2 separate regions of the Homo sapiens genome follow, and region 2 is linked to region 1. Evidence: chromatin contacts called from ENCODE Hi-C or POLR2A ChIA-PET data. All regions are on one chromosome and are shown on one strand. Each heading gives the region's core, a stretch centred on a gene start or an enhancer-like site at or near the end of the contact. The rest is flanking DNA. Distances are from core to core; before and after follow the strand shown. Region 1 holds the start of HMGCL (3-hydroxy-3-methylglutaryl-CoA lyase). Region 2 has its middle 13 kb from the start of MDS2.

Region 1 (4,566 bases), core at 807-3,306:
CAGCCTCCTGAGTAGCTGGGATTACAGGCACGCACCACCATGCCCAGCTAATTTTTGTATTTTTAGTAGAGACGGGGTTTCACCATGTTGGTCAGGCTGGTCTCGAACTCCTGACCTCAAGTGATCCGCCCACCTCGGCCTCCCAAAGTGTTGGGATTACAGGCATGAGCCACCACACCTGGCTATTTTTCTTATTTATTGAATAGACTTGGGGTCTCACTTTATTGGCCAGAGTGGTCTTCAAGTTCTGACCTCAAGTGATCCTCCCACCTCGACCTCCCAAAGTGCTGGAATTACTGGTGTAAGCCACTGCACCCAGCCTTTTCTCTTTTATTATTATTTTTATTTTTTTAGATCACTCTTTTATTATTTTATAGAGCAATATTTTATATTTGGGGCCTGGCACAGTGGCTCACGCCTGTAATCCCAGCACTTTGGGAGGCCGAGGAGGGTGGATTGCTTCAGCCCAGGCCAACATGGTGAAATCCTCCATCTCTACTAAAAATACAAACATTATCTGGGCACGGTGATGGGCACTTGTAATCCCAGCTACTCCGGAGGCTGAGGCAGGAGAATCGCTTGAACCCCGGGGTCAGAGGTTGCAGTGAGCCGAGATCACGCCACCGCACTCCAGCCTGGGCAACACAGTGAGACTTCGTCTTAATAAATAAATATAGATGGATAGATAGATAGATAGATAGATAGATAGATAGATAGATGATAGATAGATAAAATTCTAGTTCTTTGTTTTAAATAAAGTTTGTACCCACTAAATTGATACTGTGACCAATTAGTGGGGTACAACATACAGTTTGAAAACAGTGCTCTGGCCGGGGGCGGTGGCTCTCGCCTGTAATCCCAGCATTTTGGGAGGCCAAGGCGGGCGGATCACCTGAGGTCAGGAATTTGAGACCAGCCTGGCCAACACGGTGAAACCTCGTTTCTACTAAAAACACTAAAATTAGCCAGGCGTGGTGGTGCACACCTGTAATCCCAGCTACTCGGGAGACTGAGGCACGAGACTCTCTTGAACTCGGGAGGCGGAGGTTGCAGTGAGCCGAAATCGCGCCACTGCACTCCAACCTGGGTGACAGAGTGAGACTCCATCTCAAACAAACAAAACAAACCAACAAAACAAAAGAGAGAAAAACAGTGTTCTCAGCATTTTCTTTGCCTCAGGGCCATTGCGAATGCTACACCGTCTGGAAAGTTTTTCTTGTATCCTCTTCACCTGGATAGATTTTTTTTTTTTTCAGCCCTTCAGAAAGTACACCTAGATAAATCTTAATCATTTTTTTAAGGTATGAAATCTAAGGATGCCCCCTCTCTGGAGCTGCCTGCCTGTGTTTGAATCCTGAAGATCGTGATGCGTGAGTTAATCCGTGCTAAGAACTCGGAACAGTGAGTAGCAAATCGTTGCTTCTTATAGTGCAAGTTAGAAATGACACAACTGTTTGTGTAACTATTAATATGTGTCTCCTCACACCTCCCACACTCTAAACACAAGAAGCCACAGAATTTGGTTAATTTCTTTTCATGTTTTTGTTTGTTTGGTTTTGGGTTTTTTGTTTTGGACAGGCTCTCACTGTGTCGCCCAGGCTGGAGTGCAGTGGCACGATCTCCGCTCGCTGCAACCTCGCCTCCCGGGTTCAAACAATTCTCCTGCCTCAGCTTCCCAAGTAGCTGGGATTACAGGCGCCCACCACCACGCCCGGCTTTTTTTTTTTTTTTTTTTTTTTTTTTTTTTTTTTGGATTTTTTGGAGAGACGGGGGTTTCGCCATGTTAGCCAGGCTGGTCTCGAATTCCTGACCTCAGGTGATCTACCCGCCTCGGTCTCCCAAAGTGCTAGGATTACATGGTGTCCAGGCTGATTCTGTTCATCTTTATATTCCTAGCGTCTCACTTGGCCTGGCATGGAAGAGGCGCTCGGAATCAAAACGGAGAGAGGCTGGGGGTGGAGCCAGCTTCGGAAGTCACGGCGGAGGGGCGGGGGCGGGGCCGCGCCCACCAGACGAGCCATCGGTCACGCGGGGCCCAGCTGGACTGCCGCGGGGGATTCTGGGCCAAGATGGCAGCAATGAGGAAGGCGCTTCCGCGGCGACTGGTGGGCTTGGCGTCCCTCCGGGCTGTAAGTGCCCCGAGCCGCCGAGGCGGCGGCCCTGCAGGCACTCTGACTGTCAGGGTTGGGGGCTTGGCCCGTGGTGACTGCTCTCTTAGAGGCGAGGCCGGACAGCTCTCAGGCCAGAGTCGGGAGGGCGTTGGAGTCCTGGACCCTCCCTTTTCCCCTCAAATCCTTTGAAGGGGATGGGAAAACTGAGGTCCGGAGAGGTGGAGTGACTTGTCTGGGTCATGGAGACCTGGGACGCCATCCTAGGTGCCCTGATTCCCCGCCCAGGGCCCTTTCCGATGACCCTGGCCCCTTTCTCCCTCTAATTGAACTTCAGACCTCTCCAACTCTTCATTAGTGAAAATCAAGAACACGCTTCCATTTCCTTCGTCTCCATTTCCAACTGTTGTTGCTTTTAGAGATGCTTGGGGAACTATCCCAGCCTACCGAGCGGGACTTGCGTTGATTGGAGCCAAGCTGTGATTCCCTTGGAATTGCACTTTGATCCTGTTCGATCCTGATGTTTTCCCCTCTCCCATTCTCAGCGCAGAAAAAGTGTGGGAGACGTAGCTGTATGGAGCAGAAAAAATAAAAGCTGAAGCTAGGGTGTCCCAATAGTTCTGCCACTTTCTAGACTTAATGACATAGTTATTTACTTTCTCTAAACCTCAGCTCTTTCGTCTGTAAAACGGACAACATTCCCTTGGGGTTGTTTTGGAAATTAGAGAAAATGTAAGTAACACATCTGGCAGTGTTCTGGCTCCTAATAAGTGATCAGTCGGTGGTGGTATTTTTACCTTAGGGAGTTGAGAAGGAGTTATAACTGTATAGAGGGAAAAATACACTCCTGGCACTGGGTCCCTCTCAGAAAGCCACGTTAATATCTTTACTTGGCCATTCACCTGCACCACCTGCTCATGTGTAAAATGAAGATGGCAATTCCAACTTGGAAAGTTAAACGCAATAGTAGATATTAATAAGCTTTTAAGAAATATTTGGTGTAATGAGATGGCCCTCCATGGGGTTCCAAGCATAGGAACCAGTATTAGTATTAGGCCTAGATATGGGTTCAAGTCCAAGCTCTGTCACTTTCTAATTGTGATTTTTGGGTAACCTTTCTGAGGCTTAGTTTCTTCACCTACGGAGTTGGGATAATAATAGTCCCTGGCCTGTAGTTTAACACTGGGTTTAGTCAGTATTCGCTGTTGGTGTTGATGCAGGTACACCATACCTCAGGACACTGTGGCACAGTACTTGTGTGGTTAGGGGGACCCTCTCTGAGCAGAGCTTTACAGAGGAGGAACGGGATGTTTAACCAGGAGAAGACTGTGGACCGAACGAACGGTGGTAAAGAGGCAACAGTGGCCCAGAGGTTAGGAGCTTGTGCTCTAGAGCCACACTGCCAGGTTTAGATATTGCCTCAGTGAGTAACTCCCCATGTCACCTCGGGAAGATTACTTAATCTCTTTGGGTCTCAGATTTCTTTTCTTTTCTTTCTTTTTTTTTTTCCTGAGACGGTGTCTTGCTCTGTCATCTGTCACCCAGACTGGAGTGCAGTGGCTCAATCTCAGCTCACTGCAACCTCTGCCTCCCAGGTTCAAGCGATTCTTCTGCCTCAGCCTCCCAAGTGGGGCCTTAGATTTCTTACAGTAAAATGGGGATGATGATAGTTCCTACCTGATAAGATTGTTGAGAGGACAGTATGGGTTAATATGTAAATGGCTCACCAGGCGTGGTGGCTCATGCCTATAATCCTAGCACTTTGGGAGGCTGAGGTGGGTGGATCACTTGAGGTCGGGAGTTCGGGACCAGCCTGGCCAACCTGGTGAAATCCTGTCTCTACTAAAATACAAAAAATTAGCCAGGTGTGGTGGTGCGCACCTGTAGTCCCAGCTACTCGGGAGGCTGAGGCAGGAGAATCACTTGAACCTGGGAGGTGAAGGTTGCAGTGAGCCAAGATCGCGCCACTGCTCTCCAGCCTGGAGACAGAATGAGACTGTATCTCAAATAAATAAATAAATAAATAAATATGTAAATGGCTCTTGTATGTGCCTGGCAAATATTAAGTGTTTAAAAACTGAATTATTATGTGAAGAGCTGTTACGGGGAAGGAAGGAAGTGGAATTGAGTTTATAATGTTCTAATAAAAGCAGCTTGGAAGCAGGTTTTAGAAGCTTTTTTTTTTTTTTTTTTTTTTGAGATGAAGAAGTCTCGCTCTTGTACCCCAGGCTGGAGTACAATGGCACGATCTCAGCTCACTGCAACCTCCTCCTCCTGGGTTCAAGCAATTCTCCTGCCTCAGCCTCCCGAGTAGCTGGGATTGCAGGCACCTGCTGCCATGCCTAGCTAATTTATGTGTTTTTAGTAGAGATAGGGCTTCACCATGTTGGCTAGGCTGGTCTCGAACTTCTGACCTCAGGTGATCTGCCCACCTCGGCCTCCCAAAGTGCTGGGATTA
Region 2 (4,655 bases), core at 1,462-3,961, 210 kb after region 1:
CTCACTGTTCTGGGCTCCAACCACCCACCCTCACCTGACATGGAAAGGCTCTGGGACCCGGTTTCACCAACACTGATTATGCCACCTCCCCCAGCAGAGTCTGTTTGCTTATCTGTGAAATGGGGGCAATGACAGAACACCCACCCCATAGGGTGACAGAGAAGGCTGAGTGAGAGACACTGAGAAATGCTTACCCCGGTGCAATGTAGCACCACTCAGGCACCATTCATTCATTTATTCATTTATTCATTCATTCATTCACTCACTCATTGAACAATCTTTAACTGAGTGCCTCCTTTGTATCAGTCCCTATGCCAAACACAGTGGATGTAAAGAAGACACAGGGATCTGAGGATGCGTGGGATACAGACCTGATGGTGGATGGTTATGATACAGGGTGATAAGTGCTGAAGGGACTGGGTTTTGCAAGCCCAGAGAAATTTGGTCCACATGGAGGCCCCAGGGCAGCCCCCTGAGGAGACAACATTTGAGATGACATTTCATGAGCACTCACCATGGGTCAGGCACTGGGTGTGCCAAGCGTTTCCACGTTGTTCCTGTGACGTCGGGGAGGGGATGGGGCCCAGAGAGGGTGGGAGGCTTACTCAGGGTCACCGTGCTCGTAAGTGGGGACACCAGGGCTGGCCCACCTCCACTGGATGAGTTTGCCAGATGGGGAGAGAGGAGAGACAGGATGTCAGGCAGAGGGCAAAAGACAATGTGACCCAATCCTCTAGGATGGGGAGAGGAAGCTGGGATTCCCATAGGGAAAGCCCATATCTGTAGAAGGGTGGGCCAGAGGCAGTAGGACAAGGGCAAGGTGAGAGCCATGACCTCCAGCAAGTCCTGTGCCTCCTGGAACCTCCGTCTCCTCCTCTATGAACTCAGGATAAGGACATCTATTATATTATCTTCATCTCCATTTTACAGGTGAGAAACAGATTAGATCAAGGCTATCCAGTTGCAGAGCCCACGAGCTGAGCCATGCACTGTGGTTCTGCTGGAGCAGATGAGATGTATGAGTTCCCTGCAAACCCTCCTGTTTGTCTCAAGAGTGGGAGCCATGAAAAGCACCCCAAGAGTAGGGGGGAGACTTCATGGGAGCAGCCCTCAGAGAGACCCAGAAGATGCTCCTGTGCTCCTACCCAGAAATTCAGTCTCTTAAGGACCTTAGAGACAGTTTCATTCATGCATTAGTGAGGAGCGATGCCTACAACTTGCAAATGGAGAAACTGAGTTCAGAAAGGAGGGAGTGACTTGTCCAAGGTCACACCACAAGCTGGTGGTAGAAATCCCTCCAGAATGCAGGCATCCCAACATCTGGTTTTGTCCATTTCTCCATTCCCCTGACTCCTCACAAATGACTTGTCCCCTTGTCCCCAGCATGGTGATCTCTACCGGTCCTGAGCATTTAATATGGGCCAGACTCTTCGCCTTACTCTGACTCTCCAAGCCACCCTATGAAGTGGTATCCAAAGGCAACTTACTTACTTAAATACATGGCTTATTGATAGTATGTTACAAAACACATAAAATAATAATTGATGTATCTGCATTTCATGACCACCCTATAAATTGCACAATTCCTATTTTACAGATGAGAAAATTAAGGCTCAGAGATGGGAAAAGACTGTCTCAGGGACACACAGCGAGCAAGCAACAGGGTGAGGATTAGTATCCAGGCATCTCTGACTCCAAAGCAGGGGTGTCTTGTCCACACCCCAAGCTGCTGTCAGGGAACAGATGGGAGAGCCTGCAAGGGGAGGTGAGAGGAAGGTGCTGAGCCCCAGTCATGAGCGAGGTGACAGTTATTGTAGTGGCTAAACAGGTGGCCCCTGAGATCAGGCTGCCTGGGCTGGAATCCTGGTCTACCACTCCTTAGCACTGTGCGTTCAGGCAAACCATTGGTCCGCTCTGAGCCTTGACTTCCTTATCTGTAAAATGGGCGTGGTAATAATATGCCACCCTCATTAGGTTCCTGGAAGGGTTAAATGAGTGTGTAGCCCATGGTACATGCAATGGAAGTGCTGCCTCTTATTTGTGTGGCATTCTGCAGTGACTGTCTCGTGTACTCTCAATAGTGCTTATAACTCTTACGGGTTCTGGAGCTAGCCACCTGGCCTCTGCTACCACTTCCTAGCAGGGCGGCAGAGCTTAGAGGGAGATTTAAGGTGAGGATGGTGAGGTTTAAGTCCTGGGTCCCTCATTGGCATGGCCTTGTACTTCATTATTTAAAGAGACCCCCCCGCCCTCAGTATTGTATAACCTTTACTGACATCCTGCCAAGCCTGGATCTGCCCCTGTGTGAGGAACTCTACCTCTCTGTGTGCCTCAGTTTTCTCATCTGTTAAGTGGGAAGAATGTTAATTGTGCCAAATAAATGAATTAATACGTGTAGAATGCTTTAAAAGTGCCTGGTGCATAGTAAATGCCCAATACCTATTGGCTTCTTAAGTAAATCTCCAGTGGTAAATGTGCTTAAGTGCTAGTAAACGTGTTAAATGCTTTCCATGTGTCATGTGGTTTCATTATTTTTAATCTTCACAACAAACCATCCCATTTTCAGAGAGGTGAAGTAACTTGCCCGAGGTGACAGACTGTGGAAGCCAAATGGGTCTGACTCCAGAGCCAGGCCCCTGACCACCGTGCCAGCTACTTCCCTGTTGATGAGGGTTCCCTCCCCTCCCCACTGGCAGCTGAACCTGGAGGACTCAGGTCACACCTCCAGCAGGTACTGTCTGCCAGGCCCAGGTCACCTGAAGGTGGCCTATGAGGCCCCTGCAGGAAAGAAGCCCCCATGTCCAGCTGGGCCCAGGCCCTGCCCCACCTCGCACCCTCATCCCTCCTGCCCCCTAGAGCTTCCTCCTGAGCTCCCGTCACCAGAGGCCCTGGCCCAGGTGGGGCGGGGGCTAACGGGTGACAATGACCGATTTAGAAAGTAAAGTTGCTTCTCAAACAAATAAGAAAGAAGAGGAAAGAAATGGCCTGCCCGCTTCCTGCCCCACTCTCTCTTCCAGCACCTGGGGCCCAGCTGCAGGCTTTTCACTGCTTGTTTGTTCATCCTGCCTCGAGAAGCCTCTTCTTGAAGCCCCAGGCCCCCTCCATATGGGCGTTGGGATAATTGTTGAGCCAGTGGAAATAAGCACCCTCCATGATTGTTGTATTGTCATCGTCTCCAGTATTGTTTTGGACAACAATACCAGTAATCATAACAATCTGGGTTTCCTGCGGTTGGGAGGGGGGGACTACCAGCTTCGACTTGGGAGAAGTCCCCCTGGCTCTGCAGTTTCTGAGATGTGGAGGCCTGAGCAGGTCATAACTCCTCTCTGGGCCTCAGTTTCCTTGTCTGCAAAATGGGGACAGGGTGATGGTGAGGGCTGAATGGGGCAAGCATGGCCTGTGAAGCATAGTGCATGGCCCTGGTGGGAACCATTCAGTTGATTACTATGAAAGCCAGGGTCACACAGAAGCAATTTTAAGAGCCTCCTCAGACAAGGTTGGAAAGCTCAGTGGACTCCAGGATACAATGCTTATAAAGCCCTTGGTGTGTTTCTAATAACTGCTCTGAGTGCTTTATGTATTATCATTCATTTCATCCTTACCACAACCAGATGAAGCAGATGCTATTGCTGTTCCTATTTCATAGATGAGGAAACTAAGATGCAGAGAAATGACTTGTCCAAGGTCAGCACAGCTGGTAGGTGCAATTGGGGATGTGGATGCAGCCTTTCCAGGTCCAGGATCGGTGCTCTAAGCTGCATACACTGCCCTGGGGTCAGGGTCTGGCTCTGAAGGGTCTGACTTGCCTCGCGATCGTGGACAAGTCATTTGCCTTCTAAGCCTCAGACTTCTTCTACAAAATGAGCAGCCCATGATACCTGCCTGTAGATGTTGTACAATCCTAAAGGAGAGTTGTGGTCAGATTAGCGACAATGTAGAGAAAGACAATGAATGAGTACACCAGGGGTTCAGGAAGCCATGGCTGACTGCGATCATTATTATTAGTTTTAAAGTCACAGGCAAGAGGCAGCCTAGAGGATGCTGAGGGCCCTGCCCAGCTTTGAAAGTCTAAATCCTGTGGTTGCAGCTGGGGAGTGACTCCGGGAGGCACCTGGTGAGAGGTGGCTCCACCCGTTGGGGCTAAAAAAATCCCTGAGGCTGCCACCGTGCAATCTGCCAGTCACCTGCTCCAACTAATGGCAAACTCTCCAACCCTGCTTCCCTGCCCCTACCCCCACCCCCTATGAGCTGTGTGGCCCTGGAGAAATCATCTGACCTCTCTAAGTTTCTGGAAAAAAACACTGACCTTGTAGAGCTTTGTTGGATTGGAAATAGTGCCTAGCAATAGGTAGTTGCTACCAGGTGATGAGAACCTGCACTTTGAGGCCCACTTGTGTTCCAGTCCTGGCTATGCTACTTCCTGTTGTGTGACCTTGGGCAGGTTGCTTAGCCTCTCTGAGACTCAGTTTCCACAACTGGAAAATGGATTAGCACAGCACCTGACACACAGTAGGTGCTTAAGTGCTAATGATTATTGTTGTGTATGGCCATTTATTGTATTTTTTTTTTTGGTTTTTGAAATGGAGTCTCACTCTGTCTCCCAGGCTGGAGTGCAATGATGCCATCTCAGCTCACTGCAACCTCTGCCTCCTGGG

What was found. Hi-C counts contacts between places; a loop is a spot of excess contacts on that map. ChIA-PET counts read pairs that join two places held with the same protein, here RNA polymerase II (POLR2A). Pooled maps may share reads with other maps.
Region 2: a loop to region 1 is called in a pooled map, with 3 times the contacts of the local background. The contact joins the enhancer-like site here to the promoter of HMGCL in region 1. A Hi-C loop is called at or near these places in 1 of 50 pooled maps. POLR2A ChIA-PET finds 5 or more read pairs at or near these places in 5 of 52 experiments (A673, HEK293T, OCI-LY7 and 2 more).

The regions. Positions count from the first base shown.
Region 1 is chr1:23,822,919-23,827,484 of GRCh38, reverse strand. It overlaps HMGCL (3-hydroxy-3-methylglutaryl-CoA lyase), which reads left to right and starts at 2,056. Exons shown (of 9, transcript NM_000191.3): 1 at 2,056-2,129. The coding sequence starts at 2,070. LOC105376861 (a long non-coding RNA gene) reads left to right here. Exons shown (of 3, transcript XR_947068.2): 2 at 1,302-1,401; 3 at 1,897-1,945. RefSeq lists an enhancer at 1,187-2,055.
Region 2 is chr1:23,611,612-23,616,266 of GRCh38, reverse strand. No RefSeq gene overlaps it. Among named protein-coding and RNA genes, the nearest start is that of MDS2, 13 kb to the left of the region's middle. RefSeq lists an enhancer at 3,398-3,447. Within about 2 kb of position 2,711, at least 7 of the 41 ENCODE cell types and tissues checked have a DNase peak (open chromatin) inside an H3K27ac peak, as active enhancers do; they include OCI-LY7, where a contact is called at or near this core.